Regions from separate parts of the Homo sapiens genome. Here regions 1, 2, 3, 5, 6 and 7 are each linked to region 4. A link is a contact called in ENCODE Hi-C or POLR2A ChIA-PET data. All regions are on one chromosome and are shown on one strand. Each heading gives the region's core, a stretch centred on a gene start or an enhancer-like site at or near the end of the contact. The rest is flanking DNA. Distances are from core to core; before and after follow the strand shown.

Region 1 (2,700 bases), core at 24-2,523, 630 kb before region 4:
TGGACAAAGTTCCTTGGGGACTTAGTGCTGCTCTCTATCAAATTTAAAACACAAACACTTTTAATACGACTTTTCACCAGCTTGGCAACTTGAATTTTTAACTTTATAACTTACTAAGAACACATGACCTCACAAAGAAAATGGAATCGGTAGTATGTTGAGTCCTCATTTTTAAGTCCATTTGCCTTGTGCATAGATAAGATTCAATAGTAATTGAGCCTTTCACAAATATGTATAAACTGAATAGTGAAAGTGGATTCAGGACTTTTTTTTGTAATTAAATAACATATTTGTCTTTTCATATAATTTATGCAATATTGTAAATTACAAAATTAAGTTCCATTGCCCTTAAACTATGGAATTGGTGCTTTTACTTACTCAACACAAGTGAGCATACATGTCTTAGATGTCAGGGTGAGTAAACATGGTTAGGGGAGGCAATGCCCTAGGGTGGGTGTCAGGCAGGGTACACGTACGCTGTGTTGGTCACATCCATGCATAAAGGTACCTTTATGGCTCTTAAGACACATATAGAATAAAGTCTGCGGGACGGGGTCTACCTGAACACTGAGTATCCGGGCTGGATGATCTCAGGAAAGGTCCACAGCCACCTGTGGTCCCAGGGGAAGGGGCCAACCCTCTGACACGGAAACACTTCCAGGGGTGGACACACCGGTGGGGGGGTGGGGAGGACAGTGAAGATCACAAGTGCCCGTAGAGGCAGGAGCTGTGACAGGACAAGATCAGAGGCTGGGGCAAGAAGAAGGGGCCGTGGACCACCCCGTGCCCAGCCCGAGCCCTCCCCCGGCCCCGGGACAGGCGAGTTACATAACCCCGGCGGGCGTCTCTCGGCGCCGGGCGAGTGGTGCAGGCGGCGAGGACAGCCCCCGCGCCCAGGGGCCGCTCTTCCCTCCACCTCGGCTGGGGGCCGGAGTGGCGCCAGGGGAGCAGCCACCGCCTCCGCCTGGCACAGGCTGGACTCCCGGGCTCTCGGTTTCCGGCCCTGGCGCTCACACAACCCCAGAAACCAACACACAGACACCATAACAAAGGCGGCGACGCGGCGGCAACACCGGAGTGGGAGGACTAGGGGACCACAGTGGGGCTGGCAGTCAGCCCACCTGCCCAGCGGAGGGCACGGCCGTCCGTCCCGGCCGGTGCAACCGCTGGGCAAGCAGCAGGCGGGAAAAGGGGGGGGTGCTTTGAGGTGCTACTCACTCTCGTCAGGCAACTGGTCGAGCTCCGCCATCTTGAACGAGCCGCGCCGCTTTTTCAAAGGCTGCCCGCCGCGGTGCATTGTGGGGCGGAGACTGTCTTTGCGAGGGAGGTTCGAATGCGGAGCTCGCTGCCCGCGGCGCCGCGCTGCGCTGCTCCCGCCGCGGCTGGCTGAGGCGGGCCCGGCTCCGCCCGCGCCTGCCCGGGGAGGAGGTGCCGCCGAAGGGGGGCCGCGCCTCGCCCCTCCGCCGCCGCCTCCGGCCGAGCCGGGCGGGAGGAAGGGAGGAAGGAGGCCGCACGGCGAGGCCCGGCGCCGGAGCGCGGGGGGAGCAGTACCAGCTCCGGAGTCCCGCCCGGGCCCCGCTCCCGGCGCATGTTCCGCGGCCCGCGCTGCAGCTGCGGGAACTGCAGGCTGTTTGTTCCGAGTGGAGAACGGGAGGGAGGCCCCGGCGGGGGGAAAGAAGCCCTCGGTTCTGGGTCGCATTGCCCGAGGGGGCTCTACGCAAAGTGAAATACTCACAGTTCCCGAAACCCACGTTGCTTGGGCGCCTCCGTCCCCTCACTTTTCCCGAGACCGCCGGCCGCAGCAGCCCCCTGCGCGTCGCGACGTCCGGGACTCGGTCCCAGCGGCCCCTCGCGATCCGGGCACGCCTTTCCCGAATGTTGGAAGCTGAGCTGCGTGCAGCCGGGGAGCGAGACCTTGAGAGGTCATGAAGTTGGTCATTTAGGCCGACAGCTAAAGAACTGTTCTGCTCAGCTGTTTCATCCATTCGACACTAGATCGTGCAGTGGGCTGGAAGAGAATTAGAAAACGAGTAACAGGAGGCTTCGAGAGGATACAGAAAGGAACAGTGACACTACAAGGTGATAAAGTACCTGATCCAAATGTTATGAGAATACTGGACGAGAATTGAACGAAATTGAAAGAAGCCCAAGGAAAAATTTCACAATATCTGTCTGTAACACTTTCCAGTAATAAAACACTGTTGCTTTTCAAAAATTCATTTAACGAATGTCATTGAGCTCCAATCCTTTTCTCCAGGAATTTATGGGGGTTGGAGGAATGAGACCGTTAAGCAGTCAAAAGACAACGTGGGTGAATTCCAGGAACTACAAAGTTAAAAGGCGGTAGACTAAGGTGACAGAGTGGTACACAGAGGCCCGCCCAGGCTAAGGAGTTGAACTTGCTTAGTCCACTGGAGCAGTGGAAAAGTCGGGTGTAAGAGGGGCACGTTTCTATTTGTGTTTTAGAACAAAAATATGGGAAATGGATTGGTGGGGGACAAGATGAGAGCCTAGAAACCAGTCAGGAAGAAGCTTATTTGGGGCATGCAAAGGACAGAAGAGAGATGCCTGCACTGGTAGCTAGAGAGGTGCAGCGGGTGGGCTCTGGAGCCCCAGGGCCTCGATGGGAAGAATCCAGATGGGCTGCTAGTTGTATAATCTCAGGCACGTTGGTTTCTTAACCGAATTCTCTGTGCCTCA
Region 2 (2,721 bases), core at 23-2,522, 820 kb after region 4:
CCCCAGGGCTGAATACACACCCTAAAAATGAAAGGTGCACACCTTAGATATGCAGCACGTAGTTGAATCACAGAAAACCTACCACCTTTCTGTATATGTCTTAAAGTCAGGGGTTGCAAAGAGAGGCATTGACCCCTATGGAATGGAGCATGTGGTGTGAAATGTAATGAAATCCATTGATCAAGATGAGATCAAAGGTCACCATGAGCTGCTGTCACTAAAGTGCAGGCCTGAACCCGAGTGTCCTAGTGGGAGACAGGCTACAGAAGCATAGGAAGCAGAGGTCTTCACCCACATTCAAGGTAAATGGTACAGGCGTACTCCTGCACGTGGCTTCAGGGAGGAGGTATGTGACGTGCTGTGGACTGGTGGTGTGGGGACTGAAGAGGGGTCCCTGGGTATGTGTGGCGTCAGGCAGGAAGTTTGTGACATTCTGTGGAGTTCAGGACTGCTCTCCAGGGTCCCAGTAGAGAAGCACTCAGTGTGTTTAGTGGCCCTGCCATGTTGCCGACCTGGCTGCACCGTGGTGGCGAGCACTCCTGTGTTCCGCAGGCTGGTGTTTGTAAGTGGGTTCCTGCAATCTGTGCCGTTTGAGGTCAGAGGGCTATCACCTTTTCTGGGGGCCTCAACGTGCATTCAGGATTCAGGACTGATGGCGTCACCCTCCCTGCTCGGCTAGGAGGGCCCCCTTAGTTCAGGTCACCTGAGTGTGGGTTGTAGCCACAGCGAGCACCGTCTTTTCACTTGCACAGCTGCACCCGGCCCGTGGTGTTTTGAGTACCTGGGGCAGCCATCTTGCCATGTGGCACACACAGCACACAGTCCCACAGGGACCTGCTGCATGTGTGAGATGGACTGTTGCTCCTGTGGGGGACTGTTGTGCCACCTTTCCGTGCTCACTTTCACCCCCATGGGCAACCTGGCCTGTCCAGGTAAGTGCTGGTCTCATGGGGGCAGCTGTGCCTCCAGAGGGTGTTCTTGAAGAGGCTCCATGCAGGGGTTGGAGCGTGTGGTGCCCTGCCTGGTGCTATGTTAGCAAGAAGGCGGCGCCCCGTTTGATGGGAGCTCAGTAGTCTGTGGGGCACTTGTGGCTCTGAGGCCTTGCCTCTGCCTGCCGCCTGCTGCTGTTGTCCATGCGTAGGCACAGGGACTCTGTGCCAGCTTCCCTGTGTTTACTGCTCTCAGCTGGAAACTGTGGGCTCCCTGGAGGTGGAAACCATGACGGATGTCTCAGAAATCCCTGCCTCTGGGACGAGCGCTGGTGCACGTGTGGCCACAGGGTGGCAGCCTCGCGACACCGGATGGGCGCTTGTCAGGGAGGGACACCCGGGGCGGGGAGCCTTTCCAGAGACCTCTGCAGGGCTGCGTGCCAAGTGCACGTTTTATTTTATTCTAGACACTCGTCCTTGCGTTGAGGAGCACCCAGGACCGCACAATCACCCTCCTCACATGTCTCTGGGCCCTGTGGCTTCTGACAGCCTTCTGGAGGCTGGGCCAGGGCTTGCACAGCAGCCTCTGTCTCAGATTTTCTTGCAGTCGGCCTGGGCTGTGGTTTGGGAGGAAGGCCACAGGGTGAGGTTTCCTTCCCACACATCCTACCAAGGGACATGCACAGTATTTTCTTTTTCTTTTTATTTATTTTTTTCTTTTAGAGACAGGGCCTTGCCCTGTCATCCAGGCTGGAGTGCAGAGGTGCAATCATAGCTCACTGTAACTTCAATCTCCTGGGCCCAAGACATCCTCCTGCCTTGGCCTCTCAAGTAGCTGGGACTATAGGCACATATCACCATGCCCAGCTAATTTTTTTTTTTTTTAATTATGGGGTCTTGCCGTGTTGCCTAGGCTGGTCTTGAACTCCTGGGCTCAAGTGATCCTCTCACCTCAGCCTCCCAGAGTGCTGGGATTTCAGGCGTGAGCCTCTACCCTGCTGTGCACAGCGTATTTGAAGGCTGTTTGATCACTGAGATTTTTCTTTGTCACTCACTGCCTGTCTTGGGGGTAAGGCCTGCCTGGGCTTCCAGCTCCCTGATGACAGCCTTGCCTGTACCTCTGCTTCCCCGGGCCGTGTGTCTGTCTGCACAGCAGCACCAGCAGCAGGACAGGGCAGGAGGCAGGCGGATGCAGTGGGCAGTTAGTAAAGGACCAGAGCATTGGGGTGGCTGAGGTTGTCTCTGCAGTTCGTTAGTGCCAGGCGTCTTTTGAGGCAGGGAAGTTCCCACTGGAGCTGAAGCACCCAGGAGCCTGCTGTGGCACCGCGGGCTCGGGTTGGGCTGACTGGGGAGCCTGGGGGTACTGCATCAGCTGGCCTGGAGCCTATCAGAGGATGCCGCTCAGCCCCCACCTGCGCGTGCGTATTGGTTGAGTGGGAGATGGAGCACACAAGCTGCTGTCTCCTCCATTCAGCTCCCTACGCTGTCCTTACCTGTGCGCTAGCTTCACAGGCCCACTAGGCCCAGCAGAGGCCTTTCCTGGGTGACAGGTGAGTGTTGGAGGCCAGGGCTGAGGGAAGGGGCTTGCTGGAGACAGACAGGCTGGTGGCCCAGGTCCCCGCTCCCAGGCAGGTGCAGGCAGCCCCTCCTCAGCACTGGCAGTGAAGACAGAGCTGTGTCTTGCACAGGGGCCTGTGGCCTCAGGGCACTCTCTTTCCAGATGACCAAGACATTCTGCAGCCAGCAGTGTGCCCTGGGCTCTTCCTGGGCTGGCTTCCTGCACCCCCAGGCC
Region 3 (2,700 bases), core at 97-2,596, 750 kb before region 4:
AAGGTACTCCCTCTGGGGAAAGTGTCATAAATATGCTGCTCTGGAATGTACGTGGAACCTAGCAACCACTTTTAAAGTTGCATTTGCTGATGTCCCTCCCTGTCCATTCGCCCTACAAGACTAAGTATCTTTAAGAATCAAACTAACGGGCTTTCATCAGTTTTTCCCACTGACAAAAATCATGTGATTGGTCTCTCCACCATTCGACTAAGTGAATCACCCAATTAAAAAAAAAAAAAACCGCACACTACAATCTTGCTCTAAGACAAGAGACATTTAACAATTAATTATGCGAAAAGCACAGAAGGTACTGTTAGGCCTTACTCTGAGAATTCACTCTTGCACATTGCTTACAATGTAAAATTTTAACCACCTAGAAGTTACTAGAACATAGTGGACATCTCTCCTCAAGAGTTTGACAAGCCGGAGAGGATGATGAGCTTAACACTTTACTTCCTCCTCTCTGCCACATCAATCTGCCGGGGGATCAAGTCCTGTTCCAGTTTATGGTTCCCAAGAATGGCTGGAAAAGCTATGTATGGAACCTCTTGACAGATTTCTTCCACTAAGGGTAAAAATCGGCGGGTTCTGATGTGACAAGCCATGGGAAATAGGAAAAGAAAAGCGTCAGTTAAAAAAATAATAATAATAAAAGGCAATCCCAGAATGGGATCCTTTGGAAGAAAGTGGGCTCATTCTTCCACCAGGGCTCCTGGAAATCCCAGAAGCTAAATCAGGTAAAATGTCCCGGTAACCTCTGGGAGGCGGGACATGACTGCTAAACCAAGGTTGCAGGCCCGTCAGGGGTGTGACCTAGTGGCCAAGCGGGTAGTGACAAACTTCGGGTACCCCCAAGGAGGGAACCCCGCTTGAGTCACCACAGCCCAGTATGAGTGGGTGAGGGCAAGTCTGGTCCAGTCACCCTGGGGACCACAGCCCACGCCGGGCTCCCGGGGCCGGGCAGAAGCGGCGGGGGTGGGGCTGGCCCGGCTCACCTTTGAAGAAGCGCAGTGCCAGGCCGTACAACTCCTCCAGGCCGAAACCCCAGCGCTGCTCCAGCCGCCGCGCCTCCTCCGCCGCGCCCCCAGCCGCCGCCTCCCCGGGCTCGGGCTGCTCCCCTGAGGCGCCCGGGCCGCGACCGGATCCAGGTGGCGAGGGCGGTGGCAGCGGTGGCGGCAGCAGCGGGGCGCCCTCCGCCCCAGGCCGCTCCTCCGGGTCCGGGCTGAGCGTGAGGCCGTCGACGGACACCTCGAGTCGCTCTGCGTTCAGCACCGCCGCCATCTCCGGCTGCTGCACCTCCTCAGCGGGGACAGACGGCAGCCACGTATCGACTTCCTGCTGACCTCTGACCTCCGCTTACCGACACCGGAACTTCCGCTGCTGAGGAGGCTGGAGGGCTCCGGGAGAGGGGCTGAGGCCTGGCGCCCCACCCCCTCCGGAATCGTCAGTTGCCCTGGCTCAGCGACCACCCTTCAGGCTCCCCAACTCCCGTTGGTCCCGAACTCCCCTCCCCCGCACCCCATCCTTTCGGATCCCAGTTGCTCCAGGTGGGCGGGTGCTACCACCCCCACCGCTCGGTTCGGTGCTGCGGCTGTCAGTGCCCAGCAGGGGCGGGGTCAGTGGAGCCCCGCGCGGGGGTCGGAGTAGGGAGGATTGACGAGGTCGGCCAGCACCCAACCCTCCAGGTCAGAGGCCCTTCACATTTGCAGGGGCCTGCGTGGTTGGCAGAGCTCTTTTGCCCACCACCATCTCGTTTGGCCTTCACAGCAACTCTAAGGAAATGCAGGGCAAATTCCCAATTTTTTTAAAAGGGGAAACTGAGACTGCAGAGAAATTCAGTGACTTTGAGGTTGCAGACGGGGCTGATCCTGGTTTTGCAGGAAGCGCAGCTCATACAATTTGTGGGGACCCTCATTAGGAAAGAGTACAAAAAGTTACGCGCAGAAGGGTAGGAAAGTGAATGTATATTTAGAAAGAGAAAGAAAAAACAAATGATATTTTAAAAGTTAATAAAACCCACAAACATCACACACATAACCGTAATATTTTCATTGACTGCCTGATATTCTTCTACAGGGCGTCTGAGAGCCCAGAAACCTATTTTTTTCTAAAAGATTGAAGTCGCCCCCGACATTATGTATATTCACCTGTGTTTCCAGACTTTGGGAGCACCATTTATGATCATTTTTCCCACCTTTGTTTTGGCTGCGTACTTCTGATTGCCTTTTCCTATAACAATTATTTTGTAACTTTTTTTTTTTTTTTTTTTTTTTGTTTTTTGCAGACAGTCCTGCTGTGCCACCCAGGCTGGAGTGTAGTGGTGCAATTCGGTTCACTGCAACCTCTGCCTCCCGGGTTCAAGCAACTCTCCTGCCTCAGCCTCCCAAGTAGTTGGGATTACAGGTGCTCACCACCACGCCCGGCTAATTTTTGTAAACTTAGTAGAGTCAGAGTTTCCCCATGTTGGCCAGGCTGGTCTCAAACTCCTGACCTCATGTGATCTGCCCGCCTCAGCCTCCCCAAAGTGCTGGGATTACAGGTGAGAGCCACCGCGCCCGGCGTATTTTGTAATTCTCTATAAAGAAAAGAGAAAGATCAGTCTTTTCTCCAGCATGGCTGATTAAATTTGTTTCTTAATAATTGTTTATAAATTTATTTCAGCATCACAACTCATTACTGATATTGTTAACGTACTTTTTT
Region 4 (2,700 bases), core at 112-2,611:
AGGGGAAAAGCAGGCTGGAGGGGGAAGATGGAAGGTATGTTCACATTATTGAAGCCACATGTTGCGATAAAGGGAGCAGGTAGGGCAACAGTTATGTATTTGGCGCTCAGTAAATCGGCACTTTACACAAGATAAGGTGAACATAGAGTGGAGATACTTCACCTTTAATCTGTAGCTATCTGCTTAGGAACAAAAGGAAAGGCAGTTGCATGACTCAGCTTTCAGTTTAATTTTTTTTCCTTTTGGCAGAGTGAATTTTCGTTTCACAATACCAAAAAAAAAAAAAAAAAAAAAGCGGGGGGAGGCTCAGAATAAGGAACAATCCTTTGGCTTGAGTATTTCATTTCATGAAAAACTAAATTGTTATTTCTTTTTTCCACAAGAACGATTAACAGAGCTGCAGACCAGTGTTTGGGGTCATCTGAGTGGAAATTGTCGAGCCGACTTTGGCTCATACGTTCCTTTTCTCGTTAAGGAGGGAGTGACGGGGCAAATCTGCGTGCTGCTGGTGGCGGTGCCTCCCAGGGCTGCTCGGCGGGGACGCCGAGGGCTGCACCCGAGCTCCATCCCGTGTTGGCTGCGCGCCCTCCAAAACCCCGGCTGTCAGCGACTGCGGGCACCTGCACGCCGACGAGACCGGCGGGCGGACAGCGACTCCGGTGAGGGTACTATCTCTCTACCCTCGGGGCGCGGGTGGCAGAGGCTTCCTGTTTTGAGGATGGCGCCACACAAAACAAGCATCCTTAGCCTGAAGGGCCCCGGCCGAAGGGCCGGAAGTGGAAGTGCGCGGCCTTGCCCGCCGCGTTTCCCCTCCTCGGAGTGCTTTTTGTGGACCCTGGGCAAGGGGCTCTTGCTACATAGAGAGGAGCAAAGAACAGGCATCGCCCGGTCCTTAAAGCGGCGGCACCCTCCACGCCCCGCAGTCGCGTCTGCTTGGTCCACAGCCTCCCCTCCCAGGCCCGCGCAGAGGCCCAGCAAGCACCAGTCTGGAGGCAACAAGCACGCAGGGGTGCCTTTGCGGCCACGCACACTGCATCGCAGTGAAAAAGGCTCCCGTTCTCAAGGCGCATGCGCGCAGGCCAGCAACTCCAAAGCCAGGCCTCCAGCCCCGGTTTGCTAGAGAGAAAGGTAGCCGGGAGGTGGGGAAAAGGAGAACAGGAGGGCCCTGTCCGCTAAGGTAGCCTCCCATTGGCTCCTCTTGCTCCGCTCTCGGTCGCGATTGGCTACGGGCCGGGAGCACGGGCCGAGCACGCTCCCACGCGCAGAGCGGCATTCGGCAGGCGGACGGCGGTGCAGCCAATGGGAGCGGCCCGCGGGGCGGGGCTTGTGAGCTGGGGCTCCCCCGGAGCGGGCGAGTTGGTAAACAGATCCGGAGCGCGTGGCGGGCGTCAGCGCGGTGGCCAGCGCGCAGAGGCGGGCGCGGAGGCGGCTAGAAGGTGACCGCGGATCCCAGCTTCCTGCAGCCAGGTAAGGCTGCCACCCGCCGGCCCGCCGCGTGCCCAGGCGCCGTCTGGCTGCGGCCAGAGCTGGGGTCAACACCCACCTCAGCCCTTCTTGCATTCTCTTCATGTGACAGCGCAGCTTCCCCGCGAGTTTCGCTGGCCGCGAGCCTCAGGTCCGGACGCAGTGGGGGCGCCTCAGTTGCAGGGTGGGTCCTCTGCAGCCGTCTCACGTCCCTGGGTCCACCTCAGCCCCTCGTTCCTGCTTCGGGGAGGAGACGAGGGCCACGTGCAGAGCCTTGGGTCCCTGGAACACGCCCGCTGCTTGCCCGACCGCCTTCCCGCTGCCGAATGCCCGTTGCCCATGCCCTTTGGTCGCCAATACAGCTTTGATGCTTCGCTTTCTAATAATGTTGTTCTTCACTCCCAGACCCCCTTGCACTGTGTGTCTGGGGCTCTAGGCTCGTTGCCGCTGGCTGCAGGTTTGGGTGAGAACTTTGACTTCCTTGGCTGGAGCCAGCTGTTGGGCTTCGCAGGTGGGAATTTTGTGTGAACTTGGGACAGGGGATCCTTTTTGATCCTTTCTTCCTTTCGCTTTTCTTTGGCCTTTCCTCTTCTCCAAACTCTGGGGGGTCTTGTGAGTGGTTTGGGCTTACTCCCCTAAACTCGAACCTTTCCGAGGCTCATTCTCACCCATTGCACAGAGGTAACAGCCCCTCTGCCAAACCCTCTTTGGGCGATGGGGAGTGCTGCAGGGGCAGGTTTGGGTGTTGGGACTCCCCATTTGGGTGAGAGATGTCAGGTTCCTGAAGGGTGAGAGGCTTGTGTGCAGTCTTCCAGCCTGAGTCGGGCCTACAGCCTGTTGAAAAACTTGTGCACGTTCACTTGGGCCTTGGATCTACGTGACAGGATTGAGTAGCTGGTCATGCCAGGCCTACCTGATTGCCAAAGGATTTGAACATTCCTTGATGCCAGCCTGCCAGTTGTCACGCTGTGGATGGGTAGGTCATCCTGGCAGGAGGGCTCTTGGGAGACTCTTCTTTTGGAGGAAGGCCTTTCTCCCGAGGAGAGACAAAAGGGGAGCTACAGGAGCAGCATCTGTAAGACTCAGGCGGCTGGGTGCGGTGGCTCACGCCTGTAATCCCAGCACTTTGGGAGTCCGAGGCGGGTGGATCACCGTAGGTCAGGAGTTCGAGACCAGCCTGGCCAAAATGGTGAAACCCCGTCTCTACCGAAAAAAAAAAAATACGAAAATTAGCCG
Region 5 (2,700 bases), core at 37-2,536, 800 kb after region 4:
CCCCCAAAGAGCCCCAGACCCTCCTCTGAGCCAGACGCTGCTGGCGGGGGAGGGGGCGGGGCAGTCTGACTACAATGGTTCTGCTTATTAGAAAGTACTGATCATGCCTATAATCCCAGTGCTTTGAGATGCTGAGGTGGATGCATCACCTGAGCTCAGGAGTTCAAGACCAGCCTGGGCAACATGGTGAAACCTAGTCTCTTTAAAAAAAAAAAAAAAAAAAAAAAAAGCCGGGAGTGGAGACGCCTTCCTGTAATCCCAGGTACTAGGGAGGCTGAGGAGATCTCTCTCAAAAAAAAAGGAAAAAAAACCATATTGACCTCCCAAAGAACAACACTTGCAGCCATGCGGAAGACAATCCAGTTTCTTTTAAACTGATTAAAGTGCCTCACGGGGAAAAATAGCTCCGTTGTGCACCCAGGGGCCACCTTCATCAGAAAGGCCTCTGGGTTCACGCAGCGCTAGGGAAGGCAGCGCCTCGGTGCGTCCCAAGCCCCATTACCTGCACAAGTGCCAGTCTTTGAGGTAGAGACAGCCCCTGGGAGAGGAGTAGCCCGCCTGTATGTACTCTTTCCAGTAGGTGATGTAGTCTCTGAGAGTCATGTGCTCTTTGGGGTTCGAGTTGTATTCCTGGACCCCACAGTTTGCAACTGGTACAACCACGTCTCCTGAAATGAAAGGCACGGTCCATGCCATCTCCCTGGGCCCCGTCCTCACTCCAAACCGTCTGCAGAGGAACTCTCCAGGGGCCACGCGCCTGGCCTCCCTCACCCTCCCTGGTGCCCCTCTCTAGGCGGGGGCCTCCCGGGCCTGGGTCCCGCCGGCCTTTCCTCCCCGCCCGGGGTCTGCGGCCGCCGCCCCACCGTAGGTCCGTAGCAGGTGGTCGAAGTCGGGCCTCCCCGCGGGCGTCACCCAGCGCCGCCGGCTGCCCCAGCCCTGCGTGAAGGCGCTGGAAAACACGCAGGGCAGGTTGGGCAGCAAGAAGCCCCGCACAAAGTCGGCGTAGGAGAAGGCGCCCGGCTCCGAGACGAAGGCTACCCGGCCCGGAGCCTGGCCGACGCCGGGGACATCGACCCCCAGGCCTCGGAAGTGGCTGTCGGCGAGGGCGCGCGTCTCGCGGTCCATCCAGCTCAGCACGGGTCGAAGGACCCTCCTCCTCACTTCCGCCGGAGCGGAAACGGTGAGGACCAGCCTCGGAACCAGAAGACGCAGGGCGCCGCGTTTCTGCCCCGCCAGCGCCTGGGGCTCCGGGCCTGCACGCATGCGCGCGGCTCGCCGCGGTCTTCACTGCGCAGGCGCCGAGCGGCCGAGGCGCCGCGGTCGGCTCTGGGACTCGTCTGGCGTCCCTCAGGTGAGCGACGGTGTTGGTCTGTTGGGCGCCCGGCCCAAGCCAAGCCGTAGCGTCCGCCCTCGGCTCAGTCCGCGCGCTGTGGCTGACACAGCCCGAGCCCTCCTTCCCGCATCCCCGGGGGGTGGGGGGTATGCGGGCTGCGCTGGGAGAGGGGCGGGGACAGAGGCGGTTCTGGGGGCGGGAGTGCGGCGGTGCGGGGGCGCCCAGGGATGATGGGACCCGGAGAGAACGGTGGGACCCAGAGGGAGAGCTGGGGGGCCCTGGGATGGTGGGATCTAGCGGAGATGGTAGGGTCCTGGAGGAGATGGTGGGGACCTGGAGAGGACGGTGGCACTTGGAGGGGATGGAGACGGGATCTGGAGGGGACGGTGGGACCTGGAGGGGATGGGGACAGTGGGGACCTGGAGAGGACGGTGGGATCTGGAGGGGATGGGTACAGTGGGGACCTGGAGAGGACGGTGGGGACCTGGAGAGGACGGTGGCACTTGGAGGAGATGGGGACATTGAGGACCTGGAGGGGACAGTGGGGATTTGGAGGGGACGGTAGCACTTGGAAGGGATGGGGACAGTGGGTTCCTGGAGGGATCAGTGGCACCTGGAGGGGACATGGGATCTAGAGAGGATGGTGGGGACCTGGAGGAAAATGGTGGGAGGGCTGGAGGGGGCAGGGTAACCTAGATGGGCGAATGGGGCCCACAGGGGACCTGGAGGGCATGGCAAGGGGCCCCAGGGGATGACGGGTGTCTGGAGAAGATGGTGGGGAATGAGGGAGGGTGTGAAATGAAGGTGTGGTGGGAGTGTGGGTAGGGATTTGGGGCTGTGTACACATGAGCAGGGCTGAAGTGGGAGGACATCGGAGTAGTGACATGAGGAGTGTTTTGCCAAACTTGCAACTGGAGTTACCCCAAAAGTGGCGGCAAGGGAGTTCCCCACACTATCCTCAGGTGGGACCAGTTGGGATACCAAAGAAAGAAGTGCTAAATGCATGGTAAGCCCAGAGCAGTTTTTTTTTTTTTTTTTTTTTTTTTTTTTTTTTTTGAGACAGTATGCAGTGGCACCATCACAGCTTACTGCAGCTTCCACCTCCTGGGCTTGATGAATTCTTTAATTCTGCTTCAGCCTCCCAAGTAGCTGGGACTACAGGCATGAGCCACTATGCCCAGCTTAGTTTTGTTTTTTTGTTTTTGTTTTTTTTTTTTTTTTTTGTAGAGACAGGGTCTCTGTGTTGCCCAAGCCGGTGTTGAACGTTTGGGCTCAAGCAATCCTTCTGCCTTGGCCTCCCTAAGTGCTGGGATTACAGGTGTGAGCCACTGCGCCAGGCCCTGCCTAGAGGTTTTGTTAGGGGAACT
Region 6 (2,700 bases), core at 7-2,506, 880 kb before region 4:
TCATGAAATAATAATGAAACGGGAGGCCTGGATTTTTGTCTGTTTGTTTCTCCTAGGTCTCTTCCTCACTTAAGTGACCTTGGACAAATCCATTTCTTCCCTCGTATCTGATTTCCATGTATCTGTTTCGGGATAATGTTTATCACTAAGCCGCTTTGTGAGATCTTCAGATTACAAATAATTACTGCCCTTCATTTATGAAATTTTCCTCCTTCACTACCCTACGGGATATTTGCATGACCCTTCCATTGAAAACCTTTACACACAGTTGTGAAGCGTCAATACCATCTAGGGACGGTTCAGAGGTTCCAAAGCCAATCAACTGACAAGTCGTGAGGATAACTTGGGCCATGAAAAGTCCGTTTCCTATGCTACTGAGAATTGGAAAACAGGTATATGTACTAATTCCCAAACCACGTTTGCCTTCTTTCTGCCGTTTTCAGCCTCTTCTAAACTATGCAGAAGCTGCGGACATTTGACTATCTATATTCGGCAATTCCTTTCCAAAGCAATCCTACCGAAAACAGATCACACGGCCCCCACGGGCGGGCAGGACAAGCCACCAGGCCCTGGTGCAGGAGCTGCGCGCTCCACACATTGTTTAGAGGCCGACGCGACACAGCCATCTTGCGTCGGGGGCCCGGGCCCGGGAGGAGAGCGAGCCCCGTCCCCTGATCCCGGAGGCCAACACCGGCGAGGGGCTGCCCTGCACGCAGGCGGCCGGCCCAGGAGTCTTAGCGGATCAAGTTGTCTACGGCGGACTCGGGCCGGTCCCGCAGGACCCGGCCGCACTTGGCCGAGCGCGCAGGCGGGAAGGAGGCCGTCGGTCCGCCCCTCCCGCTGCCGCAGCGGCCAGGTCCGACAGCGGGCGCGGGACGCTGGATTCCTATTTGCCAGCTTCCTGCTGGGGAGCGTTTTCCAATGGGGCGCGGCGACCCGGCCGACCGCGTCCTCCTCCCCCACTGCCGCCCGGGTCTCCTCGGGGGCGCGCGCCGGGGCCCGCGCGGGGGCAGCCCCTCCCTCCCCTCCCCGCCGCGGCCCGAGACGCCCGCAGGCCGGGCGTTCACCCGCCGCGCCTCCGCCCGCCTTCCCCTCCCCCCACTTCCCTCCGGGCGCCCCAAACCCGGGCTTCGGGGGTTCGACGCCGTGCGCACACGGAGCGGGATGGGAGTGCAGGGCCGGGGGCGGGGGCTGGCCGGGTGCGGGCGGCAGTCTCGGCGGGAGCCGGCGGCCCCTCAGCGTGTCTTTTGTGTTTGTACACACACGGCGCGAGGCGGCCTGGAGGAGGGAGCGGGCGGCGCGCGGGGGAGGGGCGAGCGCGCGCCAGCGAACGGGCGCGCGGGGGGAAGGGCGGGGGCGGGGCGCGAGAGGAGCTATGGGGGCGGGGCCGAGCCTTCCCTCCATTGTGTGTGATTGGCTGGCGCGCGGCGCGGGGGCGGGGCGGCGTGTGTTGGGGGATAGCCTCGGTGTCAGCCATCTTTCAATTGTGTTCGCAGCCGCCGCCGCGCCGCCGTCGCTCTCCAACGCCAGCGCCGCCTCTCGCTCGCCGAGCTCCAGCCGAAGGAGAAGGGGGGTAAGTTTCCCCGTCTGCCCGCTTCCCCGGAACCGAGCCCCGCTTGCCGTCAGCCCCGAGCCGGGCCCTGGCGGTGCCGGGAGGGGACCCATAGCCCCTCCGGCTTAGCCCACAAACTTTTTGGCCCAGAAATGGAGGTGAGGAGCGAGTTTCCCTGTTCCCTCTGGCGGCGGCGGCTCCCCCGTCTCTCGCCGCCTCAGCCCAACAGCAGCAACCGCCGCGGCGCCGAGCCTGCTCTCCCTCCTCCTCCCCGCGCCCCTGGCTCCTCTTTCTTCGGTGAAATCCCGCCCGCCGCCCCTTCCCCGGACCCCAAACCTTCACCATGACCCGCGCGGGCCTCTTAACTACCGCCCCCGGGCCCCAGCCCCCAGTTTTCGAGCGGGAAAGGGGTGGAAATCGCCGCCGCTTCGCACCCTGGGGTAACTCGCTTTTTGCTGCCTCCCCACAGTTGTTGCTAAGCTTCACCATCTTGTCTCTCTTCTCTGGTCACCGACCATATTTTTTCCCCCGTTTCTCTCTTCCCCATTTCAAAAAAGCAAGAATTTTTAAAAGAGGGACGTTTTTTTCCCTTTTTTGGAGAGGCGGAAACTTGATGCATTTGAAATGCAAAAAAAACTTTTGCATTTTGGAGGGCGGCACGTGGCAGGGGATAGGGGTATTTTCGAGCGATTTGGTGTTTTGTCTCTTTGGAACGGAATCGGATACGTTTTGCGATTGTTTCCATTTTGTTCTGGTCGGGGAGCCGAGTTGGTTCCTGCTCGAGGCGCTGGGAGCGAGGCGGGCAGGTTGGGGGACCCTGTGCCGAGGGACCCGAAGGAGGCAAAACCAAAAGTTTATGTGGTGCTTGGGGTGGACCGGTCGGCGGATGTCGTGCGTTAATTAAAGCCTGGGTGCGGGGCACTTTTTATTTCACTGCGAAGCCTGTGAGGACTGGACGCGAGGACGGGGCTTTGTAGAATGCTCGCTGGTGGTAGCTGTTGTTCCTCTCTTGTTTTTTCGAGACGCCTTTTTGTCAACATAACTGTAAAGATGCAAAACCAAGAATATTTTCAGATATTTACAGCAATCCATCAACAGTCAGACGAAGGGGGGGCAGCCAAAGTGGGGGGGAGTAAGACCTTTTTTTT
Region 7 (2,700 bases), core at 77-2,576, 600 kb after region 4:
GTGTCTCTGGCCCCTGCTCTCCATTCTGAGGCCTGACAAGCACCCAACCTCCAAAGCTGTGTTTTCCTGGGGGAGTGGGTGTTGGGACCACTGGCACAGAACTCGCAGCTTAGCTACATGTTTGTTCCAGACTTGGTTAATCAATGCAGCAGTAAACCCGCTGCTTCTGGGGTACAGTCTCCTACATTTCACGGGTCAGGTAGACAGACTGCGTCCCCTTCACCCCCCAGGTGTGCGAAAACACAGTTGACTCCACCTGCAATTCGGTCCTGCCCTCTTCCACCTGAAGAAGACCTGCTCACACCCCAGGGGTCAGCTCCGCGGCTTCTTCTTGGTGAAGCCTCCCTGACATCGCCTCTGGCACTGATACCACCCTCTGAGCCCCAGCACAGTCCCAGCAAAAGCCGCGCACTGTGCAACAGAGGCCTGCGCTCGACCTCGCGGTGCACTCAGCAGGGGCTGCCCTCGGTCCCACCGTCTCCCTTAACGCCCCTGCCTCCCAGTCCCACGGCCCCCAGGAGGAGCCAGTACCCTAGCCCAGGGAGCCGGGTTGGGCGCGGCCTGGGGACCGGGCGTGGGAAGCTGGCCCACAGGGTCGCCCCTAGCAAGGAACCACCAGAGCGCGCATGCGGGAGCCGAGGCCGCAGCACTGGGTGGGCAGCTAGCTCACCGAAGACCCACGCAGCGGGCCAGGCGCCAGCGGCCGCTAGGTCTGGGCGCGGGGCCGGGCCGGCGAGAGAAGGGTCCGGGGCACCCAGTGGGCTCGGATCTCGAGCGGTCCCCGTGACGGCCCCGCGACTGCGCGACTTCCCGCTCTAGAGAGTTTATGGACCCTGTCCCAGGAGGGCTCCGCAGCCGCCAGGGAGGTACCGGAGGGACCGCGGCGCTGGGAGAGGGTGGCGCCAGGCGGCCCTGGAGCCCTGGGCGACGCGGCCGGGCCGGCCAGAGGGCGGAGAAGTCCAAAGCAGCAGCCCGGACAGCCGCTTCCGCCCCTGCGCCGCCCTCCCGGCCCAGGTGACCGGTCGCCCTACCCGGGGAGCAGCGCCCTCCTCCTCCTGGGCCGGAGCCGGGCGTGGGGGTCGCAGGCTGGTGCCACAGCCTGAGGACACCGCGGCCTCTGCCCCGGGGAGCACGCCAAATGCCGGACGGAGCGGCTGTTGCAGACGGTGAGGCCGCAGCCCCGCTTGAGGGTAGGGTCGGGCGGGGTGTCGGGGTCCTGGCAGAGGCCGCGGCGAGGGCAGGAGCCGGTGCGCTGGCCGCTGCACATGCGCCGCCCGGCACCGGGACCCTGCGGGCGCGCCCCCTGGTGGCAGCCAGCGGGAGGTGGCGTCCCTGTCCCCAGCCAGGCGGCAGCGCGAAGCTGCCTCCCCGCGGGGGGAGCGGAAGTGGCCCAGCTGCTCGAGTGACTTACTAGTTAAAAAGCTGGGGTTGGAGCTGCCACGCGGGGAAGTGTGGAGGCCTGCGGGGCTCCGCCTAGACTTTCTGGGTGTCCTCCTGGGACCTCAGGTTCCTCACCTGTCGCAGAGGACTGATGGGCTGCTATGGCAGGGTTGTTTGGAGGATTAGGCCAAATAGTCCCAGTAAAGCCCCATTAGCCTCCCTGGCCTCTGGATTTTTTTTTTTTTTTCTGGCTTGGGTAACTGCGGAATGTGGCCAGGTGCTGAAGCGGGAAGGCTGGACTCTCCCTAGGCGTCGGGGTTCCTTCCTGGCGCCCCCTCTTCTTAGGCTCTTTTCAAGCACATACCCGGCAACGTGTGCTCTACCCAAGAGCGCTTCACAGATCTTCCTGTGGGCCTAAAACCAGAACGCTTTGTTCCCTGACCCCGGCTCTCATATCACCCCAAAGCCAAGTCTTTTGGCGGAGCTGGCTTCAGATTCGAGTCTCAGTTTAATGCTTGTTCTCTAAGGTCTGCCCAGGGCTCTTATGATGGGGCGTTGTTCCACTCCACCCGACCCTGTGCCTCCCAATGCGCTGGGGGCCTCAACTGCAGGGACTTGGAACTGGGAGCCCTCCCTGACAGGCTGGCCTGGCCATGGACTGGTGGATCTCAGTCCCAGGGCGAGATACCCCGGGCAGGGACTCTCATCCCGGCTTTTGTACACTCCAGCCATTTAACCTGGTGTGGTGGCCTCGCTGAGACCCCAGGTCTGTGGGGCAGGATTTCTTCCTTGTGTCATAGTGGAGGAAACTGAGGCAGAGGGCCGGTGAATGACAAAGTCAGGGAAATGCTCTGATTGTGAAATGCCCCCTAGGCCTCACAGGTCCCTTCAAGACACAGCATCCCTCGGGTTGCTGCATCAATGGGCTGTTGGCTTGGGCACCCCAAGCTCAGCGCCATGTGGGGATGAAGCTGGGGAATGTGGGGGCAGGGAAATTCGTCCCCCATATCGGCACAGCAGGAATTTCATTCTCTGATATGTGTGGACACCACTGCATGTGTGGGTGTGGGTGGGGCCCCCATTGTGTTGATTAAGAAAGAGCCCTTCCTGGGGCCTCTGGGGAAGTGAGGGGCACCATGTGTGCCTGGCAGCTGGTTGGGGTGTGGAGGGGCTCGTCTGGACTCTGTCCTGTTGTCACCTTTTCAGGGCCAGCTAGACCCTGAAGTCTTAGTGCCAGTCATGCCCAGTTGCATGCTGCCCTTTACTTGCCTTCCCCCCCCCCGCCCCTGCCTGACTCCCCCAGCTCAGCCCCTGCCAGGA

What was found. Hi-C counts contacts between places; a loop is a spot of excess contacts on that map. ChIA-PET counts read pairs that join two places held with the same protein, here RNA polymerase II (POLR2A). Pooled maps may share reads with other maps.
Region 1: a loop to region 4 is called in a map of naive thymus-derived CD4-positive, alpha-beta T cell, with 19 times the contacts of the local background. The contact joins the promoter of LIN9 here to the promoter of COQ8A in region 4. A Hi-C loop is called at or near these places in 1 of 168 maps with a recorded cell type or tissue (naive thymus-derived CD4-positive, alpha-beta T cell) and 8 of 50 pooled maps. POLR2A ChIA-PET finds 5 or more read pairs at or near these places in 2 of 52 experiments (CD4-positive, alpha-beta memory T cell and PC-3).
Region 2: a loop to region 4 is called in a pooled map, with 6 times the contacts of the local background. The contact joins the enhancer-like site here to the promoter of COQ8A in region 4. A Hi-C loop is called at or near these places in 6 of 50 pooled maps. POLR2A ChIA-PET finds 5 or more read pairs at or near these places in 2 of 52 experiments (CD4-positive, alpha-beta memory T cell and activated naive CD8-positive, alpha-beta T cell).
Region 3: a loop to region 4 is called in a pooled map, with 18 times the contacts of the local background. The contact joins the promoter of ACBD3 here to the promoter of COQ8A in region 4. A Hi-C loop is called at or near these places in 8 of 50 pooled maps. POLR2A ChIA-PET finds 5 or more read pairs at or near these places in 3 of 52 experiments (PC-9, WTC11 and naive thymus-derived CD8-positive, alpha-beta T cell).
Region 5: a map of naive thymus-derived CD4-positive, alpha-beta T cell shows a loop between it and region 4 (4-fold over the local background). The contact joins the promoter of SNAP47 here to the promoter of COQ8A in region 4. A Hi-C loop is called at or near these places in 1 of 168 maps with a recorded cell type or tissue (naive thymus-derived CD4-positive, alpha-beta T cell), 2 of 37 single-sample maps with no recorded cell type and 15 of 50 pooled maps. POLR2A ChIA-PET finds 5 or more read pairs at or near these places in 1 of 52 experiments (activated CD4-positive, alpha-beta T cell).
Region 6: a loop to region 4 is called in a map of CD4-positive, alpha-beta T cell, with 5 times the contacts of the local background. The contact joins the promoter of H3-3A-DT here to the promoter of COQ8A in region 4. A Hi-C loop is called at or near these places in 1 of 168 maps with a recorded cell type or tissue (CD4-positive, alpha-beta T cell) and 9 of 50 pooled maps. POLR2A ChIA-PET finds 5 or more read pairs at or near these places in 3 of 52 experiments (CD4-positive, alpha-beta T cell, CD4-positive, alpha-beta memory T cell and activated B cell).
Region 7: a map of ascending aorta shows a loop between it and region 4 (5-fold over the local background). The contact joins the enhancer-like site here to the promoter of COQ8A in region 4. A Hi-C loop is called at or near these places in 1 of 168 maps with a recorded cell type or tissue (ascending aorta), 3 of 37 single-sample maps with no recorded cell type and 13 of 50 pooled maps.

Annotation. Positions count from the first base shown.
Region 1 is chr1:226,307,891-226,310,590 of GRCh38, forward strand. It overlaps LIN9 (lin-9 DREAM MuvB core complex component), which reads right to left and starts at 1,274. Exons shown (of 15, transcript NM_001366245.2): 1 at 1,219-1,274. The coding sequence starts at 1,249. RefSeq lists an enhancer at 407-1,173 and silencers at 727-956, 1,377-1,626.
Region 2 is chr1:227,761,324-227,764,044 of GRCh38, forward strand. The region is part of intron 3 of SNAP47 (synaptosome associated protein 47); the gene reads left to right. Among named protein-coding and RNA genes, the nearest start is that of SNAP47, 27 kb to the left of the region's middle. RefSeq lists enhancers at 145-895, 1,079-1,228, 1,549-1,638. Within about 2 kb of position 1,273, at least 14 of the 41 ENCODE cell types and tissues checked have a DNase peak (open chromatin) inside an H3K27ac peak, as active enhancers do.
Region 3 is chr1:226,185,395-226,188,094 of GRCh38, forward strand. It overlaps ACBD3 (acyl-CoA binding domain containing 3), which reads right to left and starts at 1,347. Exons shown (of 8, transcript NM_022735.4): 1 at 996-1,347. The coding sequence starts at 1,281. LOC101927247 (a long non-coding RNA gene) reads left to right here and starts at 2,502. Exons shown (of 2, transcript XR_001738504.2): 1 at 2,502-2,539. RefSeq lists silencers at 838-1,317, 954-1,248.
Region 4 is chr1:226,938,933-226,941,632 of GRCh38, forward strand. COQ8A (coenzyme Q8A) reads left to right here and starts at 1,362. Exons shown (of 15, transcript NM_020247.5): 1 at 1,362-1,467. RefSeq lists enhancers at 32-723, 458-507, 698-797 and silencers at 1,068-1,377, 1,428-1,587.
Region 5 is chr1:227,734,149-227,736,848 of GRCh38, forward strand. It overlaps SNAP47 (synaptosome associated protein 47), which reads left to right and starts at 1,287. Exons shown (of 5, transcript NM_053052.4): 1 at 1,287-1,351. JMJD4 (jumonji domain containing 4) reads right to left here and starts at 1,154. Exons shown (of 6, transcript NM_023007.3): 1 at 864-1,154; 2 at 503-668. The coding sequence starts at 1,125. RefSeq lists silencers at 676-875, 1,336-1,625.
Region 6 is chr1:226,061,239-226,063,938 of GRCh38, forward strand. It overlaps H3-3A-DT (H3-3A divergent transcript), which reads right to left and starts at 1,257. Exons shown (of 2, transcript NR_185887.1): 1 at 1-1,257. H3-3A (H3.3 histone A) reads left to right here and starts at 1,478. Exons shown (of 4, transcript NM_002107.7): 1 at 1,478-1,573. RefSeq lists silencers at 597-1,446, 1,033-1,198, 1,817-1,886.
Region 7 is chr1:227,541,410-227,544,109 of GRCh38, forward strand. No RefSeq gene overlaps it. Among named protein-coding and RNA genes, the nearest start is that of ZNF678, 21 kb to the right of the region's middle. RefSeq lists a silencer at 852-1,451. Within about 2 kb of position 1,327, at least 24 of the 41 ENCODE cell types and tissues checked have a DNase peak (open chromatin) inside an H3K27ac peak, as active enhancers do; they include ascending aorta, where a contact is called at or near this core.